Regions from separate parts of the Homo sapiens genome. Here all the other regions are linked to region 2. A link is a contact called in ENCODE Hi-C or POLR2A ChIA-PET data. All regions are on one chromosome and are shown on one strand. The core of a region is the stretch at or near the end of the contact, and the rest is flanking DNA. Distances in the headings are between cores, read along the strand shown.

Evidence for each region. A loop is a pair of places that touch in the nucleus more often than their neighbours do. ChIA-PET counts read pairs that join two places held with the same protein, here RNA polymerase II (POLR2A). Pooled maps may share reads with other maps.
Region 1: a map of sigmoid colon shows a loop between it and region 2 (12-fold over the local background). The contact joins the promoter of YBX3 here to the promoter of H4C16 in region 2. A Hi-C loop is called at or near these places in 1 of 168 maps with a recorded cell type or tissue (sigmoid colon), 1 of 37 single-sample maps with no recorded cell type and 9 of 50 pooled maps.
Region 3: a map of naive thymus-derived CD4-positive, alpha-beta T cell shows a loop between it and region 2 (19-fold over the local background). The contact joins the promoter of AEBP2 here to the promoter of H4C16 in region 2. A Hi-C loop is called at or near these places in 2 of 168 maps with a recorded cell type or tissue (both naive thymus-derived CD4-positive, alpha-beta T cell), 1 of 37 single-sample maps with no recorded cell type and 10 of 50 pooled maps.
Region 4: a map with no recorded cell type shows a loop between it and region 2 (7-fold over the local background). The contact joins the enhancer-like site here to the promoter of H4C16 in region 2. A Hi-C loop is called at or near these places in 1 of 37 single-sample maps with no recorded cell type and 2 of 50 pooled maps. POLR2A ChIA-PET finds 5 or more read pairs at or near these places in 1 of 52 experiments (activated B cell).
Region 5: a loop to region 2 is called in a map of ascending aorta, with 6 times the contacts of the local background. The contact joins the promoter of GABARAPL1 here to the promoter of H4C16 in region 2. A Hi-C loop is called at or near these places in 2 of 168 maps with a recorded cell type or tissue (ascending aorta and naive thymus-derived CD4-positive, alpha-beta T cell) and 17 of 50 pooled maps.
Region 6: a map of CD8-positive, alpha-beta T cell shows a loop between it and region 2 (24-fold over the local background). The contact joins the promoter of PRH1-TAS2R14 here to the promoter of H4C16 in region 2. A Hi-C loop is called at or near these places in 1 of 168 maps with a recorded cell type or tissue (CD8-positive, alpha-beta T cell) and 10 of 50 pooled maps. POLR2A ChIA-PET finds 5 or more read pairs at or near these places in 2 of 52 experiments (CD4-positive, alpha-beta T cell and activated naive CD4-positive, alpha-beta T cell).

What each region holds. Positions count from the first base shown.
Region 1 is chr12:10,721,071-10,725,908 of GRCh38, reverse strand. It overlaps YBX3 (Y-box binding protein 3), which reads left to right and starts at 2,586. Exons shown (of 10, transcript NM_003651.5): 1 at 2,586-3,059. The coding sequence starts at 2,798. It overlaps LOC124902876, which reads right to left and starts at 2,857. Exons shown (of 2, transcript XM_047429946.1): 1 at 2,249-2,857; 2 at 591-872. The coding sequence starts at 2,799. The coding sequence ends at 803. RefSeq lists silencers at 2,471-2,690, 2,711-2,810, 2,941-3,340.
Region 2 is chr12:14,769,040-14,773,488 of GRCh38, reverse strand. It overlaps H4C16 (H4 histone 16), which reads left to right and starts at 2,358. Exons shown (of 1, transcript NM_175054.2): 1 at 2,358-2,769. The coding sequence starts at 2,405. The coding sequence ends at 2,716. It overlaps LOC105369669, which reads left to right and starts at 2,832. Exons shown (of 3, transcript XM_047429947.1): 1 at 2,832-3,589. The coding sequence starts at 3,336. RefSeq lists enhancers at 2,546-2,875, 2,540-3,136, 3,137-3,732.
Region 3 is chr12:19,437,182-19,442,132 of GRCh38, reverse strand. AEBP2 (AE binding protein 2) reads right to left here and starts at 2,641. Exons shown (of 8, transcript NM_153207.5): 1 at 1,763-2,641. The coding sequence starts at 2,433. RefSeq lists enhancers at 1,384-1,473, 1,504-1,553 and silencers at 2,204-2,303, 2,314-2,463, 2,524-2,773.
Region 4 is chr12:11,756,217-11,761,065 of GRCh38, reverse strand. The region is part of intron 2 of ETV6 (ETS variant transcription factor 6); the gene reads right to left. Among named protein-coding and RNA genes, the nearest start is that of ETV6, 110 kb to the right of the region's middle. RefSeq lists an enhancer at 2,391-2,440. Within about 2 kb of position 1,790, at least 15 of the 41 ENCODE cell types and tissues checked have a DNase peak (open chromatin) inside an H3K27ac peak, as active enhancers do.
Region 5 is chr12:10,210,578-10,215,080 of GRCh38, reverse strand. It overlaps GABARAPL1 (GABA type A receptor associated protein like 1), which reads right to left and starts at 2,204. Exons shown (of 4, transcript NM_031412.4): 1 at 1,862-2,204. The coding sequence starts at 1,951. It overlaps GABARAPL1-AS1 (GABARAPL1 antisense RNA 1), which reads left to right and starts at 14. Exons shown (of 3, transcript NR_170310.1): 1 at 14-439; 2 at 712-1,027; 3 at 1,119-1,432. RefSeq lists a silencer at 2,072-2,331 and an enhancer at 2,425-2,967.
Region 6 is chr12:11,168,622-11,173,068 of GRCh38, reverse strand. PRH1-TAS2R14 (PRH1-TAS2R14 readthrough) reads left to right here and starts at 1,458. Exons shown (of 5, transcript NM_001316893.2): 1 at 1,458-1,647. SMIM10L1 (small integral membrane protein 10 like 1) reads right to left here and starts at 1,875. Exons shown (of 1, transcript NM_001271592.2): 1 at 1-1,875. The coding sequence starts at 1,712. The coding sequence ends at 1,506. It overlaps PRH1-PRR4 (PRH1-PRR4 readthrough), which reads left to right and starts at 1,444. Exons shown (of 10, transcript NR_037918.2): 1 at 1,444-1,647. It also overlaps a transcript of PRH1 not described here.

The DNA of each region.
Region 1 (4,838 bases), core at 1,337-3,836, 4.0 Mb after region 2:
TTATTTTATCTCAAAAAGGGCTCTCTAAATTGTATTAGTTTTAAGCATCACAAAACCTGAATCCAGCCCTGAATTGCTGAGAACTTCCGAAAGATCTTGTGGCTCCAGTGGCTTCAGGAGAACTCCTGAGAACCACTGTCTTGGGGACTGGAGGCTGAGATCTTCAGTGGAGCTTCTCTGAGTTTCCCTCCTTCAGCCCTTCCAACAGTTGTGAGAGCTTTAACTTCCTCCATACTAGGAACAGAGTGGCATTTGTTTTTATGATCAAACCAATAATTGCTTAAAAATGACTGCTGTCAGCAATTAGATTATAATTCTTTGTTGACTTACTCTTAAACTTAGTAAATGATGATATTGTCTTACAATAGAAATGTTGATAGTGAAAAATAATTTTAACATCATATCAAAAGACCTTACAACCGGCTCCATTTTGGTCAACATTGGATACTCACAATGGTGTACTTTGTCCGGGACATAGCATTTGCTTAGCAAATATGAGTGTATGAATTAGTGAATGAAGGAATGGATAAATTTATGTGTATCTGTATCCAAGTTGCTTCCTACTTATGATTATTAAAACATAGATCATATTTGTTCTAATTTTCTTTAGATTTATTTAGTACAATACCAACAACTTCCAGCTGCTCACTGCTTTGTTTGGATGACAATGATGAGTAGTTTTGGAAGCCAGTCCAGCACAAATTCTAGGAAATCCCAGGGTGCATCTGTAATTATTTTAGGGTCTTCCAGAGGTTGGAGATCACACCTGTTAGTTATGAATTACTTCCAAGGATGAATTTTTTTAAAAGGCTTTACTGTTGGATCGGTTTGAAGAGTTCAATCTCCTTACTTTTTTTTCTTGTAATGTAATTCTGAAAGGTAAATAGCAATGATAATCATTTTGCTGAATAAGAAAGTCAATGGTCAGTCCTCACCAGAATAAATCATGTTTATAATTTAATTGTAATTAAGACCATAATCTTTCACATGAAGAAATAATTTAATCATTCTTAGAATTAGACCAGCATTTTAAAAGCATCTACATTTATATAACATCACTGTATGCTCCATACTGAAGTCAAACTAAAATATGAATCTAACATTTAAGAGTTTGTAATTTTTTAAATATTGATGAATTACATAGAAAAGCTCAAAATTACATAATTTGCTATTTTTTCAAATAACTTATTTTCTTTGTGTTTTTTGTGGATGAAATAAGAAAGTAAGAATTCAGGAAAGTTTCATAATAATTGATAGCAAATGTGCAGATAAGTAATTGAGTTTGGAAGAATTTGGTCTGTTTTCATTTTGTAAACATTCACTATGTCCAAACTCTGTGCTACGTACTGTACTAACCAGTGGAGATACAAAGATGAATTACACTTGATAGTTACCCTACTGATGTTAAGGTAGACATCGACATTACAGACATATTCCTGGAAAAAAATTTGGTAAATTGTTTGAGGGAACAGGCAATAACTTAAAAAACAAACAAAACAAAGGAGCTTTAGGTGGACCGGACACTGGAGTGACACATGATAATCTCATCTACTTTTCATGTCACCTTTGAGAACCTCTCATAAAGCAGGAAACCGACTCTGGGACATTGAATCTCTGTCCCAAGTTAACCTGGTTAATAAAAAACAAAGCCAGAATTTATACCTAGTCTGTCTGAACCCTAGGGGCCAAATAGTCCTGTATTCCAGACAGTCTTTGGGTACAGATCCCAGACCCTCTGGCCCTGTGTTTACTACCATCCAGCCCATTCTCAAAGGGCATGTGGGCTCTTCAACTTGGGAATAATGTTTATTGGGTGATCTGTTTCTCTATACCTCTCATCCTCGAGGCTAAGAGGGCTCAGTTCCTTAAGCTTTCACCAGCTGGCAGAGGCAACTGGAGCAGAAGGTAGGAAGTGGATTTATTCAGCTTTTTTTGTGTGTGTTCCTTATTAAATATATATTGACAGCTCCTTATTTGTTGCGGTTAAATTGGTGTAAACTCTGAATTTACATTAAATCTGTGAGGTCAATTTCCTCATCTGCGTGTTACAGATGAAATTATCCGTATATTACCTTTCAGGAGTAAGTTGCCAAATAGTCTTAAGGTTTTATTATTCCAGGTCTTAACAGCTGTGCTACGAATAGCTGCTGGTGCTTGATACATGTTGAATGACTGACTAGATGCAAAGGATTTAAAAACAAGTGTTTGAGAGGGTAAAGCGCAGAGTAGTTTGGGTGCCCTATTTTACCTCTCCTTGTCAGCTGCGGGTGTCAAGACGGGTTGAGGGAGGAGAGCCAATGCACCCCGCTCCAACAAAGGGTCAGCAGCGCGGGCTCCTCGGAACGCTCCAGAAGACAACCCGGGCGCCCCGTTCACCCTGGCTTTCCTTGGTTCTGCAACGCGACCCGCGCGCTCGCGTCCCGGCGGATTGGAGCCATAGAAAGCGCACCGGGCGCCTTTAAATGCTAATGAGAGTCCAGGGCCCGACTCCCGAGCCAAGTTTCCCCACCCTCTCCCCTCGCCCGCCCTTCCCTCCCGGGCCGGTGCGCCGCCTAGAAAAACTTGTGCGGGGCCATTTTTGGGGCAGTAAGATCGAGCGAGGAGCCCAAGAGAGAGCGCGCAGCACGAAGCTCGAGCCGCCTCCGCCGCGCGACCCCACCTCGGCCGCCGCCGCCTGCGCCGCGAGATCCGCCCCGGCCTCCCCGAGAGCGAGCCCCGGCCGCCGCGACCACCAGCCGCGCTAACCGCCGACCAACCGCCACCGAGGCGCCTGAGCGAGAGCAGAGGAGGAGGAGGCATGAGTGAGGCGGGCGAGGCCACCACCACCACCACCACCACCCTCCCGCAGGCTCCGACGGAGGCGGCCGCCGCGGCTCCCCAGGACCCCGCGCCCAAGAGCCCGGTGGGCAGCGGTGCGCCCCAGGCCGCGGCCCCGGCGCCCGCCGCCCACGTCGCAGGAAACCCCGGTGGGGACGCGGCCCCCGCAGCCACGGGCACCGCGGCCGCCGCCTCTTTAGCCACCGCCGCCGGCAGCGAAGACGCGGAGAAAAAAGTTCTCGGTGAGTCAGGCCAGGGAGGGCAGGGGCTGCCGTAGTGGGGCGGGCCCAGCCGGCCGCGGAGCACGTGTGGGCAGCTCGCGCTACATCTCCCACCCGGGCTGGAGACGCTGACAGCACAGGGTCCCCAGGGATCTCCGGGTCCCCAGGGGTCTCCGGGTCCCCAGCGCTGGCCGCCTCCCTTGCCGGCGCTCCCAGGTGAGCGCGCTGCGCCCTGCGCTCCTGGCGGCCGTGTGCATCTCCCTTCTGGTTCCGGGCCAGAAAGTTTAGGTCTTAACTTCTGTCTCCCAGACGGGCACTGTTGCGGATTCGCGTGGTGGAAAATGCCTGCGTTTGGAGAAGAAAGGAGAGGCAGTCTGGGAGAGGGGACCTTGGGTAGGGATGGATGTAGGGGAAGGACCGACACGTGGGCCTGGCGCTTTGGGGTCCTTGCTTGGGATCTGGGAAAGGAGAGCATTTCCTTTGGGGAAGAGGAGGGCGCTAGAAGGAGACGGGGAGGGAAAGATAGAAAAGCTTCTTGCCAGGAAGGGTCAGGTGTCTGTCCCTGACGCCCTTCCCACATGGGCATGGGAAAGACGCCATGCTCCTGTTGGCCACATGCCAGCAAAGAGATGTTGCAATCGTCTCCGGGAAACTTGGGTCTTAGTCCCACGTCTTCCTCCCCCTCTCTGTGCCCACGGCTGCAAACAGCCATTCAGTGTCCACCAATGGCTACACGCTTCCCTCTTCCCGGACTGTGGGAACGCACGTGGTGTAGCAGCTGAAAAAACTTTGTCGGAAGTGGGGGTATGACGTTAGTTCAAAACATTGTTACCTTGGCACTTGTAACGTAGGAAGGGAAACAGGAAGATGAAATGTTGAGATTTGGGGGGGCAGTGGATGGAAAGGGTTTCTGTGATGGTTGTTGGTTTAGTCACATAACAAGCGTTCTTTTCGTAAGTAACGCCCCTGTGTGAGTTCTTAAACGCTTGCAAAGCAGGTGGGTGGTGAATAACCTCCCTAAAGGGTGTGTGTCCATATCGTTCGCTCTTATAAACAGGAACGTTAACAGATGGTGTAGGATGCTTCGGAGACCTCTTCACTATTTGGGGTGGGGCATGTTTGTCTCATCTCTCTGAGCCCTACTTCCCCTTTGGGAAGAAAGTTGAGGGAGCAATGTGAGAGAAGTGTATTCAATATTCCCCACCTTGAGAGGACTATTTTCTTGTTTTTTTTTTCTAGGGCTTTTACTAAGTCCCTACCAAACAACATGCTAATTGTAACCTGTGTAGGTTAAGAAACAAAATAGGCCTGATTTTGCTGGACTAAAAGTTGCTTAAATCTAGTCAGTAGTACATTGTGATGTTGTTTCTAGCAAATATTTCTTGGAACACTTTCTGCCAGATGTCTGAGAGAGAAAACCTTGTGTTCTCCAAAGCAGTGTTAGGATAACATTGTTAATGATACCTTATTTTGTAGAAAGCTTTTGCGGTTTTTCACTTAATCCTGTACTGTTCTGAGATTGGGAAAGCAGATACTATCTTTAAAGATGAAGGAAACAGATAAATGAAGGTTAATTTCCTCAAGCAACTGCCTCTGCAGATCCCTGGTGATGAGTCTGATGCCTTTTATCTTTCCACTCTTACTGCGTCTCTCTAAAAATGAAGGACAGCCCTTTCTACGTGACACCTCAACACTGTTTGTCTCTGTCTAGTGTGTCCTGCCATCCCCTTTCCTTTGCCAAGCAAACACATAGATGCCTAAGATGTACTAGGCACAATGCTGACTAAAATGGATATGTTC
Region 2 (4,449 bases), core at 1,109-3,608:
AAAAGAGTGTTTCAAGTGTTTTGTTTTAATTAAAAATTACTTTCTCCTAATTCATCGAGGTCATTTCATTTTTACCTGAACATTTTCAGTAACACAGTTAACACCGATACGTGATGTAATGTTGAACGCTTGCTTTTTAAAATAAACATTTTATGTGGATTCATTTACATTTAAAGTAAAGCAAATTTACCTTCTCACTATCCGAATAAAGATTTGACTTCATTGAAATAACATTTTCAAATATTTATGTATATGTCATTACTGCCTAGAACAATGATGAACCCATACTGGGGACTCAATAAATGTCTTCAGAGCTATTGTCATGGTTTAGGCGGTCTTTCCGGAGCCAGTCTGCCTCAGCCTAAATCCTGGCTTTACCACTGAGCAGTGACCTTTGATAAGTTATTTGACTCCTCTACCTGTATCAAAGTGTTTTGAAAATTAAATACGTTAGTAAGCATCCAATAACTCTTAGATATACCAAATAAATGGGCATACAAATCTCTGATGCAGTTTTTAACGAGATGTTCCTGGAATGAGTTCTGTAAACTAGCTTAAATTTTTGCCTGTATCTTGGGGAATTTTCAAGAGTTTTTAAAAGTATTACTATTTTAGACACGATTTTTTTTCTTTTATTCCAATAAGCAAGAGATTTCTAATTTGAAAATGTTCTAGTCTTGATTTCTTAGAAAGCTTAACTATAAGTAAGTCAACCGATTTTACCATTACAATAATTTTTTTTTTTTTTTTTTGAGACGGAGTCTCGCTCTGTCGCCCAGGCTGGAGTGCAGTGGCGCGATCTCGGCTCACTGCAAGCTCCGTCTCCCGGGTTCACGCCATTCTCCTGCCTCAGCCTCCCGAGTAGCTGGGACTACAGGCGCCCGCCACCACGCCCGGCTAATTTTTATGTATTTTTAGTAGAGATGGGGTTTCACCATGTTAGTCAGGATGGTCTCGATCTCCTGACCTCGTAATCCGCCCTCCTCGGCCTCCCAGAGCGCTGGGATTACAGGCGTGAGCCACCGCGCCCGGCCCCATTACAATAATTCTTATCTCTTCAAGATCTGATAGACTTTTCCTCTTCCCTCTGAGTCAAATATTAAAATCATGAGTGAAGTTCGACCATTCAGGACTTTTTCCAGCCATTCAAGACAGTGTTCCAACTCTTTTATCTTTAACAAAAAGTAAAAGAAAAATAAATACCTTTTGGGTTATGAAGATGGGCATGGATTGAAACAAATGTAAACTATAGGCATTTATAAATATAACAAAATTTTACCATAAAGTCTTCCTGCTGTAAAGGCTTATCTTCAAGACCAGGGACAAAGAAGCCCCACTTACTAAAATTCATTGCTCAGAATCCTAATTAACTACCTGGGAAAGACTTATGACTCATCCTCTAAATAACAGCTGCTTTTTAACACAGTAAAACCTTTAGAGAAGACAGGGTCCTGACACCTTTGAAGAGCGGTGACACCTTACAGAAACTTTCGTTTTTGTTCAGGGATTCTCTTGAGAAAGGAAGGGATTCAGAACCTCCTGAGGGGATTTGCAGTAGAAATCATTATTCCAAGTCATGATTGTGGCATCCATTGTTTTACAAGAACTTTGAATTTTTAAGTGGAAAATGTGAGATGAGAACCTGAGATTTGAATGACATAAGACATTGACAATATTTCAACTAAATAACCACAGGAAGTTACTTGGTTGAAAAGCACACAGGCTCTTGCAGGGCAGGAAAACCTGCAAATTGCGCAGAAGCAGCTGAAAGGGGAATGGCGGGGGTCGGGGGGAGGTGGGGGTGGAGTGTAGGTGGGGGACGGGAAGCTGCACTTTCTTTTTTCAATTGAAAGAATTTTAATTATCTGCAGGGCCGTAAAAGAGAAAAAAGTCCTCTCCCCCTACTATGTCTTCAGAAGACCCACGTGTGAAAAATTTTAAATTTTAAGTAATTGCTTTGAAATCTCGGATGTAAAGCTTTTCAGGTTTTTATAGAGTTTCATAGTAAGTCAGGAATTCCGTTTGAAAAAACAGAAGGAGGGAGGGACAGAACAAGGAACGTGCATAGGATCTGGCCTACTTTTATTTAAGCGCTGAGAAAAGGCAATATAAATTCTTTTAGCTCATACTGTTTTAACTTTAAAACGTATCACCATGAACCTTTCTCCAAACATCAGAAAAAATTTTCCCAAAAGAGCAAACAACAAAAAAATCAGGCTGGTTTCGCTGACTGCTTCCTGGACTTAACAACTATAGCATGTCTCCAGAGGTGGGGCCTAGAGCTCCGCCCACTTTTTTGATGTTTTCAAACAGGTCCGCATCGAGAGACTATAAGCCCTGGTCTGCGACTGGCAATCACAGTGGGCAGCCCGATTTTCTGCTGAGTAGGCGCTGTGATTTCAGAATGTCTGGGCGAGGTAAAGGTGGCAAGGGGCTGGGTAAGGGAGGCGCCAAGCGCCACCGGAAGGTGCTGCGGGACAATATCCAAGGCATTACAAAGCCGGCGATTCGCCGTCTCGCCCGACGTGGGGGCGTCAAGCGCATTTCTGGTCTCATCTACGAGGAGACCCGGGGAGTCCTCAAAGTCTTCCTGGAGAACGTGATCCGTGACGCGGTGACTTACACGGAGCACGCCAAGCGCAAGACCGTCACGGCCATGGATGTGGTGTACGCGCTGAAACGCCAGGGTCGCACCCTTTATGGTTTCGGCGGTTGAGCTGTCCCCACAGCTTCTCTACAGACTCCAAAAGGCCCTTTTCAGGGCCCCCAAACTGTCACAGAAAGAGCTGTTAACACTTCCTAGATAACGGGTAAATATCAACCCTTTGATGTCGCCTTCCGGATACCGGAAATGGGATATTCGCGGCCCGAGCATCTGCTCGGGATTAGACTTGGCGGGCACGGGGAGAACTAGACCTCAAGGAGGGGGTTCCGCCTGTGCTTAGGTACGACCCTGGAGGTGCCGCGCAACGCAGTAGTGACCTCCCAAAATCCAGACACCGGATTTTGTTTAGAAGAGTGCTTGTACAAAGCCCTAGTGTTAGAACTGGTCATGGTCTTCTAAGCGGCCGAGTCGTTGGCCCATAAGCACGTATCGGATGGCTTCCATGTAAATCAGGGCTTAGGTGACTTCCTGCTGGCCTTCAGGGGTGAGCGTCACGCGTCAAGGGCGGTTCGTGCGTGTGCAGGGCTTGCTAAGTCGCAGGAAATGGGAGGTCGCAGCACGCCGCTACCTGCAAGCCCGAAAGCTGAATGCAGCTCTAGTGTGGCGCGTAGTCTTACTGGGTACTATTTTACTTAATCGCTGACGTTGAGTGAGAGGTGACCAAGCTCAGATGCTGAGATTAAGGCGGCCGGGCGAAACTCGCGACACCCTGCGATTCCCTCTTAGCCAGCTGCGTAAAGTTGCCTACGCCAAGCGGGTAGCGTCCTGCTCGGCCACCTGGCGGCGGGCGTGGAGTTGGCAGGCAGGCAGTGGGGGTCACGCCGGCATGAAAGGCCAGATCACCTGCAGGTCGCCAAGTTGCCGGGAATCCCCCGCTCCGAGCAGTGTCATGCCCATCACAAATAACCCTATCGCAGCCGGGAGGTAAGCCCTGGCTTCCGAGTAAAGGCCCTGTTCAGAGCAGCCTGGGGGTCTAGAAGGGAAACGGGTGGCGGGTTAGGTTCTAATAAGTTCAGTGAGAATGTAAGAGAGACAGCTGTGGGATTACCAAGCGCGTGGTCCTACCCGGTACTCCCGGGGTGTAGTGAGGGTCTTGGAGAAAGGTGGGGCTGGTGCTACCAGTTAAGCGCACTTTCCAGTAGGCGAGGGTAGGGGGCGGAAGACCTGGTGATCAGCCTGCGTCCAGGCCGTAGGGGTCGCCCCGGCCTCCGGTAAAGCTCCGTATAACAGCCTCGCTCTACTCCTGGCTCTGTCCTTCCTAACTTCTCATTAGGCTTGGCACCCCAGGATGCGGTGTGATCCATGCCGCGTTAACTAATCTGCCCCTTCTCTACCTTTTCTTTTTTCCTTTCTTTTCGAGACCAAGTCTAGCTCTGCCACCGAGGCTGGAGTGCAGTGGCACGATCTCGCCTCCGCCTCCCGGGTTCAAGCGATTCACCTGCCTCAGCTTCCGGAGTAGCTGGGATTACAGGCCTGCGCCACCACGCCTGGCTAATTTTTGTATTTTTTTTTTTTTTGGTAGATACGGGGTTTCACCATGTTGGCCAGGCTGGTCTTGAACTCCTGGCCTCAAGTGATTCACCCGCCTCCGCCTCCCAAAGTGCTGGCATTTCAGGCGTGAGCCACCACGCTTGGTCTTGCTCTAGCTATTCTAAACATGAAGAAGTCATATAGCTTCCTTGGTGCGGTGGGCTGAAGTCACTCTAAGGGAGTTTCCCAGCCCCAGGGGTTAAAGAACTGGAGTCAAGATTGGAACCCAGCTGGCGAAGGATTCCGCACCGCTA
Region 3 (4,951 bases), core at 1,392-3,891, 4.7 Mb before region 2:
CCCGGCCTCAACTTATTTAAGGCGAATTATTTTAACTCTTCAGTGGAAATAATAGGGGACTTGAGAACCTTTGCTCATATCCAGCCCACCATTTCCATGCTGTATTTACTGTCCTGAGTAAGATACTCAACTTGCTTCTTCATCTGTTAAACAGAAGTCAAAATAATACCTATCTTGCACCATAGTTGTGGGAATGAAATGGAAGACATCTAATTTGTACAGTGGTAGGCAAGCATAATACGTGTATACTGAGTAAATGAAAAACGCTGATTTTATAAACTAATGTCAACTTTCAGATATGTAATGGTATCAGAGGAGCATAAAATGGTAAAAATAGCACATGCTTCATTGTGCAGTTTACATCAATTTTTAATTTTCTTGAAGACATTCTCCTTCCTACCCATGCCTACACAGTTCAACACAATTTTTCTAAGGTTTATACAGTCTACTTTACCCGAAGATATTTTCTTAACTAGACGTTAATGTCAAACAGAATCTAATGCCAGATTTTCAAAATATCCAGGACTCTGTATTACTTGTAGCATTAAATACTAAGGTGTTCGTTTTTAATCAATTAATCAGAATTCCTAGAACTTTAGAATATTAAACTCTTAAATGAAAATCACTATCGACCACTAAAATTTCCATTGCTATACTTTTCTGGAGAGCATGTTTAAAAAAAATGTGATTGTCAAAACATAGATGGTCAAAATAAACGCTAATACACTTTAGAAGTGGCATAATATGCATGTGATTCTCGTTTTTTTAAAAGTACATTAAAAACCAACTAACCCAAACAGATCAAAAGTAATGATAAGACAATTGAAACATACACTATCACACTTTTTAAATGTTCTGAAAAAATGCGCATTTTTGTCACTCTCCAGTTACTTCTAACAAGCTTTAGTAAGAAAAATAATACTCATTCCTTCCGAGACCTCTCCAATGCATGACTTTAAATATTATCATTTAAAATCATGACTCTCATGTTGAAACATTACTATAAAGCCGCAAACTACGTTGTACCTTCAAGACTGTATTTTGTTACGATTCCAACTCTCTGATTCCGCAAAGTTATCTTAAAAGGCCATCAATTCACTATTCTTTTCCACAACCATTTATACGTGTTTAAAACTTTTTCCCAGATATGCTCCCAAAACAAATAGAAAAGATTGTTAAAATCACGTTGGAGACCACATGACTGACTACAAATGAGGGATTTGGGAGGCAATGATTTAATATAAAAGAACAGTCCTTTTTTTGTTTAAGTAGAGAAAAGTGATAGCTGGGGTCTCTCCCATGGACAAGGAAGTTCTGTTAAATCCAGGCGAGACCAGCCATATTGGAAACACTTGTCAATTGTAGTTCTGACAAGTGTTCCCGAACACGGTTGGAAGAAGCTAACCTTGAGTACCGACGTGTGTACATCAAGGCCCTCTTCTGCTCCGCCAGAGGATCTGGGCCCGTTTGGGGACTGTTTCCGAGTTAGAGCCGTCCTGAGGTCCGTGAGGAGCGAAGCGCCGAGGGGAAAGAGGGCGGGGAAAGGAGAGTTGGGGGGGAACGGTTTGAGAGTTGGAAGCCGCGATGCGCTGCGAGAGGGGCGCGGCGGCGACGGCGAGAGATTTCCGAGTTGAGAGTCTGGGGGAGGGGCCGAGGATTCGGGGAGCAGGGGGATCGCGGCAAAACGTCGCCTTGGTCCCCCTCTGAGGGGCCCGGGAGTTCAAGAGGAGGAAGGGAAGGGGAAACGCTTCAGAGCACTGACCTGTCCTCCGAGTCCATGCGGCTCAGGGGTTCCCCATCCGACGACATCTCCAAGCTGCCCCGCCGGCCCCCGGAGGTCGCGCTGCTTCCGCCTCCCCCAGTCCCGTAGCCCTCGTCGCCGCCGCTGGAGACTACGCTGCTGCTACTGCTGCCGCCCCCGCCGCCGCCCTGGCTGCCCCGCGGTCCCTTGGGCTCCTCCAGGCCCTCCTTGCCGTCCCCATCCCCGCTGCTGCTGCTGGCGGCGCCGGGGCTCAACGAGCGGGTCTCGTCGCTGCTGCTCCCGCCGCTGCTGCCCACCAGGCTCTCGGCGCTACTCTCCTCCTCACCCCCGCCGCTGCTGCTGCTCTCATCTTCCTCCTCCTCGTCGTCCTCCTCCTCGTCTTCGTCCTCCCCGGCCTGGCTGGCGCTCTCGGGGCTCGGCTCCGACATCGTCTCTGCCTCGCCGCCCCCCACTCCTCCGCCGCCGCCTCCGCCGCCCCCACCGCTGCCGCCGTTCAGCAGCAGCGCCGCCACCGCCTCGGCCTCCGCCTCCTCTTCCTCCTCCTCCTCTTCCTCCTCCTCCTCGGGGGGCTCAGCCCGGCCCCGCGCCGCCGAACCCGGGCTGCCGGGGGGCAGAGGGCTCAGGCGGGAGAGCTCCTCCAGGTCGGCCATGTCGGTGATAGCGGCGGCCATGGCGGCGCCTGCTCCTCCTCCTCCTCCTCCTCCCCACCGCCGCCTCCCTCTCTCGACTCTCTCTCCCTCGCCCCCCTCCCAAACGCCCAAAACTCCGCCGACGCCGCTGCAGAGCAGGAGGAGGGCCCGCGAGCTGCGTCAGCCTGCACACGCGCTACGGAGCCCGCGCGGGGACAGGCGCGCGACTACGCGCACTCACACGGAGACTGCTGCGCGCCTGCGCGGCGGCACGAGGCAGCACCTCCCCCGGCTGCGGGTTCTGCGCCCCCGCCCCCGCCCGGCGCCCGCCCCGCTGCCCAGTGCCCGCCCCCGCCCCCGCCCCGGCGCCTGCAAGTGCTCAGCGTTTCCTCGGGGCCTTCCCACGCCCTGCCGGGCTTCGAAGCCCAGGGACACGCGGACTGAAAACTCCAACGCTGGCCGGGGATTTTAGCAGCCTTCCGAGTTCTCACGATAAACTCATTCATTCCGGGGGTGTTTGAGGAGTGTCCCCTCTGTACAGGAGCTGAGCCAGGAATAGAACGAGCCTACAGTCTACGAAGAGAGCGGTTTAAAATGGGCAAAAATTAAAACACTACGGTGTAAGGTACTAAATTTTTATGCGCAACACAGGGCGACAGGTTTTAATACACCCTATGTTTGAATACCCCTGGAGATGTTGACATCCTGAACCCAGAGCAAACATCTTGGTTCAGGGTCCTCAAACTTTTTACTTCATGAGCCTTCTAAAACAATTTCGTAAAGCTGTGTATGTTCTTATACAGTTTAGAATGACAGCTACATTTTTCCGGCTTATAAATATTTCATCTGTCGCATTGTTTAAATACTGTATAGCCAATGGATTCTAAATACCATAGGGATTTAACACCCACTAATATCCATTTTTTTAAAATACAGTTTGGAAAATACAATTTCCAAATATTGTTTTCTGGAACTCATATTGACGTTGCATATCTCCTCTAGAATTTTATCCTAGTAATATATTTTATATTTGAACTATTTTGATCGTCTTACTTGTAATAAAAATGTGAACATAAATTGAAGTATCTGGGTTGTTTTTTATATTTTCTGTGATCATAAAGCTCTTATTTCAACCGATCAAAACAAATCTATTTCAAATGTTTGTAAGTACTAAACACAAAAGCAAAATTTTATTGGCAATGCATCTTGCAGAAATGAACTTGGGTGGACTTTTTTCTAATATACATTATGACCTTCAGTGGATGGATTTTTTTGAGAAATAGTTCAGCATCAGTTCTATTCCAAGTTTTCAATTCCATGGATATAAGTGTTGAGAAAACTTGTTCGCATAAAAAAAGCAGATGAGAATGAATGGAGTTTTGTTATAGTAATGCCACACAATTCTTTGAATGCCTTTCGCATTATATGCCCAAAAATCGCATAAAGATCTAACAAAGAAAAAATACTTTTAATGATCTGTCAGCTGACAACTCTGATTAGGTTCTCTTTCAACTTGTTGAAAGCAAGCAACTGAAAACCACCTGACTTGTGAAAGGATGTGTTACCCCATTCTTATTCACCAGTCAATTGTGCCTTTCTTTGGTGTCCTGGAGGTTTTTGCATAACCGGGTATTGCACCTTACTAAGATTTAGCATGAGGAAGAATTATGCCTTTCTTTTGTAAAGTAGGGAAGAGGTCATTGGAAGAAAGGAGACTGGAAAAGAGCCCACATTACACCCTGACCCAAGGACACATTTTCAGGCCAATTTTAGGGATGCTTCTACTCAAGGAAAATGAGGATAGAACTGACTGCCTGAAAACAGAGCCTCCATGCTCATTTCCCATTTGGGAAAGTCGTCATATACCGTGAGTACCCAGTATTACATCCTCTGCCTTAGGCCTTTGGACAACTGTTATATAAAATGTTGCCTCTAAGGGAATGCAAAAATAATAACATGGGACATCATTTACAGATACCTTCAGAGGCACATACAATGTAAGGTATTAACTTCCAACATTTTAAACCTCAAAGGCAATCTTAGATAAGGAATGTATTAAAGTGAAATACACTGTAAACTGTAAATTAAAAACTATCAGAAGGCCGGCAGGGTGGCTTATACCTGTAATCCCAGCACTTTGGGAGGCCAAAGTAGGAGGCTCACTTGAGCCCAGGAGTTTGAGACCAGCCTGGGTAAAATAGCGAGACCCTGTCTCTACGGCACACCTGTAGTCCCAGCTACTCAGGAGGCTGAAGTGGGAGGTTCACTTGAGCCCTGGAGGTTGAGGCTGCAGTGAGCCATGATCATGCCACTGCACTCCATACCTTTCCTCACCCATCATAAGGGTCATGGCCAACACTTCTACAACAAAAGACAGGTTAACAAGAGAAAAGTGTAACAAATTAATTTAATGGAAGTCTTATGTGACACAGGAGCCTTCAGAAGTAAAGACCCAGAGAAAGCTGTCCATTTGTATGCCTAGATTCAACAGAGTGGACATCCATGTAGAAATGTGATTGTACAAAAAGAGAATGAACTAATAGTAATAGACTGAGTGTGG
Region 4 (4,849 bases), core at 541-3,040, 3.0 Mb after region 2:
CACTTTCTCTGGGTGACCTCGGGCAAGTGGTTTACCTGAGCCTCAGGTATAATATCTACTGTGCAGAGTTTGTTATTATTCAGGATAATATATATGAAGCATATACATATACACACATATATACATATATACACACACACACATATACTTTTATATACACACACACACACACACACACACACACACATATATATAATAATAGTAGTGATCATTATTTCTTCTTCCACACAACAATGCCACAGAGATTCTCTAGAGTGGCTTTATGATCTTAAACACGGTTGACCTCAGAGTGGCTCCTAAGGAGAAACACAGGCTCCTGTGAGCTGGCAGGTAGGGTACAATGACCAAAAAACTAAAGCTCATTTGCAAAGATGAGCTACTTCTGGAAAACAAATGGGTAATAAAATCCTAACAATGATACTTCTCAATCAGAGCTCCATAAATTGCTGGATACCCCTATAATTTTTAAATGGTGCTATTCAACACCCTAAAACTTGTCCTAGGTGCTTTTAAAAAAGTATTGTTACATCTTCCCTTACAAACCTTCACCCTCCTCAGTGAACCATTTCAGTTAGTACCCCCACCCCAGAAGTAGAGAATTTAGCCTCAGCTGACCTGGTAAAATAGGGTATTCACTGCGTAGCCCTGTGCAGTCAACTTTCCCTTCTAGGTATCCAATCGTCATCCACCCCACATCTACAGTTCTTTATCCATTATCCGTACCCATCATCTGCATTTCTATTACTGGAATCTTACAGCCCCATTTGAGAGCTACTGGTATCCATGATCTGCTGGAAGCAGAAATGGAGACCAATGTTGAAAGAATGGGGTTTTGTCCACACACCCAAGATGGAGGCAGTAAATATTGGGGCAGTGTGACTAATTATACTTGGGAATTTACAGTCAGCATGTGGCCAGAGCCAGGGCCAGTTTAAATCTCTCAAGTCCTGCTCTACCCCTCCTTCAGAAGAGATCAGAAAAATGAACCACAAAACACTCACACATGGTACAGGCAACTGAGAATCAGAATCCACCCATGGCAACAGCAAAAGCAGCAACATCTAAACGTCGCTGCTAACGTTTACCTCTGATGAAGTTGTCAAGGTCATCCTGCCAGAAACCCCAAAAGTTTGAATTACTAATGTGGTGTAACTCACACATGAAGCAAAATGGGAGAAAATATCAGTTATTTGAGCATGGAAACTGCTGTATTTGTATATACTCAGCTCAACCAATGCTTTCTGATAATCAGAGGAGGTGAGAAGTAACTTAGAGAAGCACATTCAAGCCAACACACTGAACCTTTATCACACCTGCCAGAAAGCATTAGGTAGATACATGTAAGGGTGACTGTGGAGCTCATGGACAGGAACTCCTCAATCTGCGGAAACCCATCAAGACGAGAGAAAGACCACAGACGTATTGAGGGTTGGGAAAATCCAAGAGGAAGCAACGGACAGAAGAAAAGAAGAAATGGAAATAAAGTTTCTGATTTCCTGTTGCTGTTCAAGTTTCATAAAATGGACTGGTTCTCATCGTCTTTTATTTTTTAAAGGGTTCTCTTAGTCTGCTATAACCTTTCAGTGTTGAGTCTAGAATAAAGCTGGGCACCTCTGGGCTCACATAAATAACACAGAGCACCAGGTAGGGACAACCCATTGTCAACAGTTTCCAAATGTCTACTTCAGAACTCTGAGGAAAGGGAGAGCCCGTGACACTAATGAGGGGCCGTGCCATCTTCATCCTCCCCTCCCCATCCCCCACAGCGAAACCAGGGCCACTTTGTCAGAGCTGACGCTGGAGGAACTGCCTTAAATGTACACAGAGCTCACTGCATGAAATGTGAAGTGAAAGAAAAGGTCAGTAAACCTCTGGTTATATATTTTTTTTCTTAAAAAAAAAAAGACATCTATAAATAGCTGCATTTATTGAAGCTGCTTCCTTATCAGGAAGCATGGAGCTAGGAATTAACGTCTGCCTGCATCGGAAATTCTTTCAGACAGCAAACCCAAAAAGGAAATTTCCCTTCCAAAGCATCCTGGCTGTTCTGCTGTGGGCTGTTTTTGCTCTTCAAGCTGTTTGAAGCAGCTAACCAGGGCCCTCGTACAGCCACATGTGCCGCGGGGAAAGTAGAAAGCTTCAAGCATTTGGATGTAAAAAGTGAAGGCACCCAAAAGAAGGCTTAAGGGGGAACAAAGTAGAAAATGCTAGTGGCTGGTCGGCTTTGTTAGAAGTCATTACTGCTTTGTAAGACACTGACAGAGAATTAAATCTCTTCTCCTTGTCCTTGTCTCAACTCTGCTGGTGATATCACTGCACGTCACAGGCAGCTGTGAGGAGAGGCCATTTTTGGAACACTGATGTGATAGCAAAGGACAGGGGAGGACTTGATAGGTATTAGAAGAGTGGGGAAGGCTGAAGGAGATTCACAGATTCAGGCGAGAACGGGAAGAAAGTTCCAGACTGAGGGAGAGACATGTGGGTAGGAAAAGGTCCTGGGATGGAGTGCCCTAGAGCAAAACTGAGCCCCTGGAAATCACAGGGGATCGTTTGAAAGCAAAGCTTATTTCCATTGTGACTTAGGAAGATTAGTCTCAATAATACACAGACAGAACCCTAGGTCCTTTCTTTAATGAAACACACAGACAACGACATGTCTGCTTCCCTTGGCTCCTGCATGGGGAAGCCACCTCCTCAACAGGCTATTCACCATAACCGGAAACAGAAATGGAGCTTTGGTGAGCTACCTGGCCACTGCAGGCCAGGCACTATGCCAGGTGCTATACATAAATGAGCTCTGATACTTCTAAGAAGCCCTCATTAGTAGGTGTCGTTAGAAACTTGAGTCTTAGAGAGGTTAAATCATCTCTCTAATAGAGCCAACCCTGAAATTCAAGTCCATTCACGTCTATCCAGACCCAAGCCCTTTCTATTACCATGGTTTTTTATTTGGAGACTTCCAAAAGCAGTGAGACCCTGCTCCTAGAAGGGCACCCCTAGCAAAATGCTGGGGAATTGGGTACTGGATTGAGCCCACTCTCAGAGCTGGCCCATCAGGGCCTACAGGACCAGCCCTGGCATTCTGGTTGTAGGGAGAAATTCAACTCTAACCTGAGCTCGCAAGAGAACAAACGGGGAGGCAGCAGGACTGGTGAACAAAACCAGAATAAACCATCCACAGGGACAGGCTGTTATCCTGATTCCTCTCCCTCATCCTACTACGAGGGAGAAGCCAGTCTGCTGAGGATTCAGCACAACTTCATGATCAGGTGGCATCACTAGAACCACACCGGTCCCAGTCCCTGCACCTGTGGCTGCCCAGACTTCAGCGGTCAGCAGTGCCTCTACTTTCAAGTCCATGAAACTCTTTATGTCATTATGTTTTCTCCTAAAAAAGCTGAAAGGTGGTTTCAAGAAGTAGAAATCACATTCGGCCTTTCACATGCTGTGTGAACCTGGACAATCCAGTTGACCTATCGGAGACACGGTCAGCTCATCAAACAGAATCAATAGCACCTGCTTCAAGGACTGCTGTACAATTAAGTGAGACAATAAGTATGAGCGCATCTTGTTATGTATAAAAATATAAAATAATAATGATGATCACGTTCAGCTCCCAATTTTGCCTCTTTTTTTTTGGGAACAAACATAATGTGAAAGCATATAAAATTGTTGCTCTACCCAATTAGAAAAGAGAGGCACTGCATCCCTTCTCACTATGCTGGTTCTAATATAGCTGTGCCTGTCACGTGGCTGTCTTAAACTCAGTTACTCTGCTGAGAAGGCAAAACAGCCGAGTGGGTGAGCAGCGAGGTAATGTTTCCAAAGGAAGGCATTAAATTAAATTATTAAACACACACAAGCAGGAGTAGTAATGTAAGAATTTTGAAAGATTCACAAGGAAAGGAAAGAGAGCCAAGGGACTATTTCTGGTGTTCTGACTCCAGAAAACGCCGAGCGGCTATTATGGCTATTTATTAACCTGCAACATCATAAACCCTAACCCTATTAAATATGATGAATGAGTCCTACGTTCCGATTTTTAAATATAATTCACAGGGATTTTAGAAGGCCAAATGGACACTGCAAAATGCACAGTCTGCGGGCAAATGGCGCAATGTCAACTAAATGTGAAATGATCATGTTTAAAAGAAATTTAAAATAACGACATTTAATTATTTAAATTCTGCCCCATCAATCTGAACTATACTTATATTGTTATCCTAAGGCGGGGCCTGAGCATCACTGTCTGAGGCCCAGTGTTTCATAAGGTAAGCCTCTGCCAATGAGCAGGCTGGCAGCACCTCGTGAGGTGCTGTAACTGCCCCCTTCAGCAGCCACTCCCCCATGAGTTTAGAAAAAGGGCGGCCTTTGGGTAGACAAATCAGAAAACATCCCTCCCTTGCGAGACTACAAGTCCCCTGGTGAGAACTGGGCAAAGGTATCCTTTGCTCCCAGCAACAGCCCTTCTCTGCGTAGAGTCAAGAGTGACCTTGCCTGGGCACCCTTGGGGGTCCTTGGTCTTTCAAGTGTTTTCAAGCTACAATGAAAAGCTTATGTTCCTTTAAAGAATGCAACTTTTTTTTTCCCACCTGTCTACTGTAATTGTACTTCGGCTCTTCTACCCTCAAGCTTCAAAAAAAATTCAGTACCCTTTATGGAAGAAGAGGAAGAAGAAGAAAAAATGATGCCCTTTCTATCCTCTCAACAAACATACTTGTGTTTGCTCTCCCGGTAAGCAGAGGGGTTCTGCTGTAGGACTGTTGAAGGGCACTGTCCTGGTAATCTGGGCAGTGAGTCAGAGCAGGATGGCACGGTCTGGCCTTTCTTCCCTGGGCTCTCCTCTTGC
Region 5 (4,503 bases), core at 955-3,454, 4.6 Mb after region 2:
AAAGAAGGTCACAGACTGGTCACCTTGGGAGCAGCTCACCACTGGTTAAAACATAACCCTAGGAAAGCTGAAATCTGAGTGACAGGCTTAATGGCTTAAAAATTATCACAGGAGTAAAACATTTAACACCAAACTATGAGCAGGAAAAGAACAGAATGCTCTAAAATATTCAGAGTGAATGCACATAAATATTTATCTATTTCCAATACTTAACAGTGTAAAGTCCACAGCACGTCATTAATTCTGGTTAATACAACTATATTAGAAACTGAGAAACAATATGGCATGGAGGTTAAGATACCCGAGAGCTCCACAGTCCTTCAGACAGGGTTGGAATTCCAGCTCAACCACAGATCAGCAATGTGAAACCTTTAGGAAGTTACTGCATTTCTTTGTGCTTTGAATACTCCATCTGTAGAACGGGTAATCGTGTAAGGAAGTAAGTCAATGATTACAGACTGAGTACTTATAATACCGCTAGGGTAAACTATCAATAAAACTTGATTGTATTTTTTAAATATCATTGCTCAAAAGATTGGTATCACCAGAACTGGGCAAAATTTTCAGGTATCCAAGGTCCAGAAACCAGGAAAGTAATTTGTAAAGGATCCTTTCCCGAGTAAGGGATTAGCTCACCCCTCTATAAGCTGAAAACCTTTTTGTAATTCCTGGGGAATGAAGAGCCCTAATGACTTTTTTTTCTTTTTAAAGGAAAAGGGTTACAAGAGGTTTCTACTGCTGGGCTAAGGCCCTGGTGGCTTCTGGTAGCTATAAAACCACGAACGTTAGGTAAGGATTAGAGAAGAAACCCAGAGTGGCTGTGAGTCAAGAAAAGACATCAGATAACAGCAATTATTTTACCATTATGTGACACGTAATACTAATGTTCCTACCTGAAGATAAAGAGCACAATTTTAAAATCTCCGCTCCTCCATTTCCAAAATCCAACAGCTGCTGGTCCCCCTACCACTTAAGCCATATTCTGCCCTCCAATTCGGCTGCGCAGCCTGCATTAGAGAAACACCAGGCAAGTGGGCGGGGGAGGGGGTAATGGGGAAAACGCCCGGATGCTGAAAGATACCTAATACTTTTCTGTTCCTACTCACTGCCTGCGGTAGTTTTAACTACTTAAGCCGGTGTCCAAAACGGAGAAAAAACGTCTCAGTCCTGCCTTATCGCGACCAGGTACCAGGTGATCAGAAATCAACACGAGGAGGCTGGCTGTCCCCACACAAGCCCCGGAGCCTAGAACGATGAGGCAAGAGGGCTGTTGGGCAGAGAACGTGACCTTGTTTTCCAGGCCAGGACTGTCTTGTGCTCCCCTAACCCCCTGTAATGCAAGAAAATTACTGAATAGCTTCTGAACCTTTTCGTCCCAAGACCAATGATATGAGAGCCAAAGTCAACTTCATTAAAGGAGAACCAGCCAAGGCAGAAATCGACTGGGTTTGCGCAAACCTCACCGCACAGCACAATGTCCCTGCGTTCTTAAAGGCAGCCAATCCATGGCCCCGATCTAACCAGTCTCGCCCACAGGGGCCCTATTTTGTGCACCGCAACCCACACACGGTCTCAGCTGCTGAGACCGTGTGTGGGTTGCTGAGTCACTGAAGACGGCGGCTCGGCCCCCAAAACGCCGTCAGCCCTGAAGTGGGGTTCGGGGCCCAGGCATACGGGGTTTTAAAAGCTCTACAGTCTGGACGTCCATTGGCTCTGGCACTGAAGGGCGTTCAGGATTAAGTAATTCTCGGAACCTCCCTTCTCCAGAGCCGCCTGGGCGCCCCAGGGAAGCCATCTCGACTACCCGCCCCCGCCCCCGCGGGCCCTTCCCCTCCCATCCCCTCCGCTCCTCTACACTCACGGGGACCCTGTCCGGATATTTCTTCCGGATCTTTTCTCCTTCCTTTTTCCGATACTCAAAGGGATGGTCCTCCTTGTACTGGAACTTCATGATGCACCGCAGGGCTTCCGAGATCCCCGCGCGGGGCCTGCCTCCTTCGCCGCTGACCCTGTCCCGCTCCCTCAGCCGACGTCAAGGTGTGCTCAGAATAGCTGCAGAAACGTCCGCTCCGGGGGCAACAGCGCTGGGCCGAGTGTGCAGGGGGGGTTCGGGGCGGGGATCTCGGGTGAGCCTGCCTGGAGGTAGAGGAGAGCCAGATGGAGAAATACCGGCGGCTTTTCGCTAGAGCTGGGAGCACAAAAACAGCTGGGTGGCGCGTCGGGCTGTGACGTCACCCCGCGAGCCCCGCCCCGCCCCCCATGCGCCAGGCGCCCAGGGCAGGGGGTGGCCGAGCGCTCTGTCTCACTGCGTTTCCTTTCTGGCTAACCTTTTTCACAATCGATGTCACTGCAAACATCAAAACATTCGAGTTATGTTTTATTTTGTGACTGTGAAATTAAAGATGGTTTTAAGACAAAAAAAAGATTTAAACATGTTTTATTCCCCCTCCACTGTTTTTCTTGGTTGGGCCCCAAAACAAATACAAAAGGCGAAAATCCAGCCTTTTCCTGCTGGTTGGGATCCAGCCTCAGGAGAAAAGAGGGCCAGGCCTCCTGGGATCCCTTTGGCCAATGCAGAGCTGTCCCGTGCTTGCACCGTGCCCTCTGCGCGTTCCGCTGCCCCTCCCGCGGCCCTCCTCCCGCGCTGGCGTCACAGTGTTTGGGCGGTGCCGCAGTTCGCTCCTGAACAGCAACATAAACAGAGCGTGACTCAGGAATCTGAAGAGAGGAGTCAGATGAAGGACACGGAGTGTAATCAAAGTCTAAAGGAGACATGATGTCAGTAAGGACTACCGAGGGCTTCACGTACAATCAAATATAGAAATGATTCACTTTCTAGCCGGGCGCGGTGGCTCACGCCTGTAATCCCAGGAGGCCGAGGCGGGCGGATCACCTGAGGTCAGGAGTTCGAGACCAGCCTGACCAACATGGAGAAACCCTGTCTCTACTAAAAATACAAAATTAGCTGGGCGTGGTGGCGCATGGCTGTAATCCCAGCTACTCTGGAGGCTGAGGCAGGAGAACCGCTCTAACCCGGGAGGCGGAGGTTGCGGCGAGCGGAGATCACGGCGTCGCACTCCAGCCTGGGCAACAAGAGCGAAACACCGTCTTACAGAAAAAGAAAGGAAGGGAGGGAGGGAGGGATTCACTTTCTGCCATAAACTCAGAAAGGGGGCTCGTCTTCTGGAAAAGAGAGTATCAAGCAATTTAGGTGATGACCTCAGTTGTTCCCCCACATCTTATTTAGTTCCAGTGGTTAGGTATCCCTCACGTGACTAGAAAGCGCTGCCTGGAATGCTAGTAGAAGATTGGGCATTAGGGCAGGTGAGGCGAAGCCTCGTTCTGGATTTCCCCACCTAGAGTCAAAGAAGAAAGACCTTCCAACCAGTACTGTAGGGCAGCGACAGGGAGGACTGTGGAGTTTGCAAAGAAAAAGAACAGTGAAAAGGGGCTGCGTTGCCCATACAAGTCGGGTGAGTTCTGATAAATATTAGATAACAGCAGCCCCGTGGCCTATCTTCTTCAGTCGGGGTCTCAGTGTCTCTAATTTTAAAAACACCCACAGGGGGCCAGGCGCGGTGGCTCACGTCTGTTCTCCCAGCACTTTGGGAGGCCCAGGCCGAGGATCGCTTGAGCTCAGGAGTTCAAGACCAGCCTGGGTAACATGGCAAAACCCTGTCTCTACAGAAAAAACAAAAATTAACAAGGCATGGTGGCGCGCTCCTACAGTCTCAGCTACTGTGGAGGCTAAGGCAGGAGAATCGCTTGAATCCGGGAGGCAGTGGCTGCAGTGAGCTGAGATCGCCCACTGTACTCCAGCCTGGGAGAGAGAGCAAGACTCTGTCTCAAAAAGAATAAATAAATAAAAATAGGCCGGGCGCGTTGGCTCATGCTTGTAATCCCAGCACTTTGGGAGGCCAAGGTGGGTGGATCACGAGGTCAAGAGATAGAGACCATCCTGGCCAACATGAGACGAGTGAAACCCCGTCTCTACTAATAATACAGAAAAAATTAGCTGAGCCTGGTGGCGCTCGCCTGTAGTCCCCAGCTACTCGAGAGCCTGAGGCAGGAGAATCACTTGAACCCGGAAGGGAGAACCCGGGAGGGTTTAACTATATTTGCATCAAAACTAAAATGAGGCCGGGCGCAGTGGCTCACGACTGTAATCCCAGCACTTTGGGAGGCGGAGGTGGGTGGATCACGAGGTCAGGAGATCGAGACCATCCTGGCTAGCACGTGAAACCCCGCCTCTACTAAAAATACAAAAAAATTAGCCGGGCGTGGTAGCGGGAGCTTGCAGTGAGCCAAGATCGTGTCACTGCATTCCAGCCTGGGCGACAGAGCTAGACTCTGTCTAAAAAAAAAAAAAAAAACCTAACATGAGCGACTGAAAATTAAACTGTTTTCAATTTGAAAGTAAGACTTAAAATTATAAACATATAATGTGATAAAATAACTCATGGATTTTATTTATTTTATTTATTTATTTGATATGGAGTTTCT
Region 6 (4,447 bases), core at 209-2,708, 3.6 Mb after region 2:
CTTTTTCTGCACTTTTCTATATCAGATCTTGATTTAAAACTTTACCACTCTTGGTGATTTATTATTAGTTTTTTTAATCCGAAGAAAACATGTGTATACTCCTTTTTCTGCATTTTTCTATATCAGATCTTGATTGGCTCACCACCATTACACACACACACATCTCTTTTCTCCCATCCTCCCAGCGTTATAGAATCATTTGTTGTAAAATCAGTATTCAGTATTTACATAATTATGACTGACTTTACATGACTACTATTATTCACAGTTGAGGTATACCGTGTATACAGTGTAGTTTTTAAATTTTTATTTTTCTCAGCGTTCAAAATTATATGTTCTGTTTTCTTAATTTTGAAAAATATGCATTCACTAATTTATCCCCACACTCTTTGGAAAATGAAAGCTCTCTAGGCTGTATTCAAATACACCAGGTACTCTATCAATTTTCATTTTTTAAACTATTCTACCTGAGCTCTCCATCTTTAGCCATTTCCTGTTGACTTCATACTGTTCTCCCCTACCACTCTCCCTCTTTAATATATTACCGTTTTAGAAACTTTATGGCTACCCTGTAAGTAATAAAAATGTCTTTCCCCACTCAACAACAGACAGTACCTTTCAAGTTTCCACTTTATAAGGACATAACCCCCATTCCATTTACTTCCCCCGCCCTCCTTCAACATTCCCACTTGTATTTTCCGGCTGTATTTTTAAAACATGGTAAATAACATTTGCACTCCACTTTGTAACCATAATTAAGTATGCCCTTAAACAATAAAAACCATAAACAACATTTGTATTTTACGATTATTTAAATGTTATTCACTGAACAGCCAAGCTTTGTGCTACTATGGGATTTCGTTTTCTGCGGTTCCAAGTCTTGATCCACGTCCTGCCACAGGATCACTGAAGTAGAGCCCATTTTCTTACACTCTCGCCATTAGTTCAAAAGCTTGCAGCATTTTATGTCTGGTACTTGGAGGATGATTTTCCTGTACAGTTTTGCGTTTTTTTCACCGAAAATTTCTGATTATTATTGTTTTCTCTTGTGGGATGAAATATGTACCTTCTATATCACAGCCTTAATACCTTCAGCTTCTTATTCATTGAAATCTTGCTTACAATCCAGTCCGAGGATTCCCGGTTTACTGATTTTCTTTTTCCTGCAAATTTTAGCCTTCTGTTTTGTTTTGAAATAATGCATCCTCTGCGCTTTGTCACATTCTGAAATTCGTCAGGTGTTTTAGGATGCACACTTTCTTAGATGTTTTCGAGGGTCTTAACTGCAGTTCTGTTTCCGGAACAGCGTATTCTCTTTCTAGGGATTGTAGGCTCCCGGCCGCCCCCTGAGGAGCTCCGCTAGCAGCTAAGAGGGCAGCCACGAAGAGCGCCTGAGCACTCTCGCGAGACTGTGGGGCTCGCCATTGGCTGCTCCGCCGCGCCGCAACGGACCCTGGGAGTCGGCCATCATGCTGGCCCCGGAGGCCGTTAGCTTAGTCATGGCTCTAAATATGTACCTGCAATCGGATGTTGAGGATCACCGAGCCCGCGACGTAGAAGTACGGGAAGTTCATGCGCAGCTGCCAGGCCAGCTCGAAGAAGGCGAGCAGGGTGCGGGAGAGCCCCTTGCAGAAGACGCCGTACGAGGTGGGTGTCGCGGCGGGGCTTGAGGCCCTGACGGCCAAGGAGGACGGAGCCGCCGCGGGGGCCATGAGCCAGGTGTCGCCGCCCGCCCAGCGTCTGTAGCGAGGGTTGCCGCAGGGCCCGCGGACCTCCTAGCGACGGCTGGGACCGGCAGGACGGTAAGCAAAGCGGCTCCCGGGCTCACACCCAAGCTTGCCGCTGCCGCCGCTCGGTGCAGTGCGGCGCGTAGCCCCGGGCGCCGCTGGCGCTCCGCCCCTTCCTGTCTGCTTCTCACTGTGGCATTTACCATTTAGAGCTCAACTGATGGTAGGTGGCTCTGGAATAGGATGTGTTATATAGCATGTACGAACATCCATGCAGATAGTTCCACTTTAAAATGAAAAAATCTAAGCGAGATGTAACTTGCCGTAGGGCACAAAATTTGTAAGGGCCAAAGCTAGATTAAAACTTTAGTTTGTCTGCTGTGTTATGTGGGATGTTAGGAATCTTACCCTTTTGATTTCATAATATTAATATTAGGGCAAGATGATTCCTACGCCAATAAAAGCACAAGGTCTCTGTATTCATAATATACCATAGACATAAAAAGGATCACAATCTTAGTCTTTGGATTTTTCTATTTATTAGGAATATTTAAATTGCAAGTGACAGGAATGATAAACATTCAAGCAAAAAACTAGTGGACACACACGCGTATATACATAAGGACATACATACAAAATTATATTCCCAGCCATGTAAACCCTTAAAAAGTTCAGATTAGCTGTGGAAGCTTCAGCCATTTCTGCATGGAGATGCATCTGTGAAACCTGTGGCTAGGCTCCAAGAGCTGGAATACTACTCTGTACTTCCAAACTCTTTTTTTGTTGTTGTTTTTGAGACGGGAGTCTCGCTCTGTCGCCCAGGCTGGAGTGCAGTGGCGCGATCTCGGCTCACTGCAAGCTCCGCCTCCCGGGTTCACGCCATTCTCCTGCCTCAGCCTCCTGAGTAGCTGGGACTACAGGCGCCCGCCACCATGCCCGGCTAATTTTTTGTATTTTTTGGTAGAGATGGGGTTTCACCGTGTTAGCCAGGATGGTCTCGATCTCCTGACCTCGTGATCTGCCCGCCTCAGCCTCCCAAAGTGCTGGGATTACAGGCGTGAGCCACAGCGCCCGGCCTGTACTTCCAAACTCTTAATACCATTAGAGTAACAGCACAGTGAATCTCTAATAGCCACAATACTTTTGTTATTTAAATGGTGCACATTTCATTACCTTCACTTATCTCCCATTTTAACTAGAAAGCACTGTATTTTTTAATCGCACACACCGTCTTCATTCATGGATTATTCAAATGTGTGATTTCTGATCATGACCTTAAGGTTACAGTCTTGTTCTGAAAAGCATTGTTGAGATACCACACATCGCACCGTGCACTGCATGTCTAGCAGCTATTCAGAGCACAAGTACGGTACCCTAGAGTACCTCTGTTTCTATATAGTCTACTGATTATATGACTGGTAGAAATAACGTGCCACTGATAAATTTGTAAAAATTAATTTTGTGTTCCCAGCTAGTATTCTTTTGCTACTTTGCTGCTCCAGTACCACTCCAGCGAGGTAGCACTTAGAGGAATTACTTATGACAACTTCTAAAATACTGGTATAGAGACTGAAGAGCGATGTAAAATAAATGATCAATTCTGAGAACTGGGAGAAGATATATAGTTTCAGTTCACACATATAATTTACTCCCTTTGAAAACTGAAAGACTAATACACAGAGCCATTCAGAGTCACAGGAGTCATTACGTCCTGGATTTTTCATTTCCAAATATGTAAAGCTATGTGGACTCATTCTGTCTTCTATTCCTCTTTTGTGCCACCCTTTACGCCCTACTTGCTCCGTTTCTGGGTAACTCCATGAAAACCTTATCTTCCACCCTGAGACCGTGGGGAAAATAGCAGCCACCCACTGATAACATGGCCAGATTGAGGGCCTATTCCAATGGGACGGGAATAGGCAAAGAACAGTCACAAAGCTCCAAATCCTACTCCTTAATGCTCTAGAGCTGAAGAAAGATTTCCTTCTTTCCACCTGAGAGTGGGATAGGAGCAATAATTTAGGTGGTTGTAGTTTTTATCTGCCCCTTGATGTTTAGATTTGAATGCCTAATCCACACTTCTTTTGCTGAGGGTGATATTAGGAGAATTCATGATTAGAGTATTCATGATTGGAAATGGCTTGATTGTACAAATTAGAAAATTCATGATTGGAAATGGCTTGATTGTACAGATTAACTGCATTGACTGGCTTGGGCATTGGAAGCTTCCTTTAACTGACTTTTCATCAGGTTAGCCAGCTCCAGAATTTAACAGCTGTGTTTAATACTGCTTAATATTTTTATACTTATGTTCACACCACACCATTAACTTGTGCTAATGCCAAACTAGAAAAAAAGTACGTTTCCTTTTGGACACTGATCAGTACTCAACCCTTTGGTTTGCTATCTGCCTGATAATTTTTGGAGGTGGGGGTGGTTCACAATAGCTAATTTTTCTCAGCCATTTTTCCTTTGGATAAAGTGTAGAATTAATTATGTGAATATTATGATTCTGATGGAGTCCTTGGTTTATTAACATTCCATTGGGAAATAAATGATTTTGGAGTCGTAATCTTTCTTATTTTCTTTTTATCATGTACTGTTTTTCAGCTTTTATAGCAGATTTGATTCACTTTATGGTAAACAGCCTGCTGGGCATGATGCTTTTCCAGATAGTAGGAGCCTTCTGCCTTTCTGATCACTCTGATTCTGATTCTTGG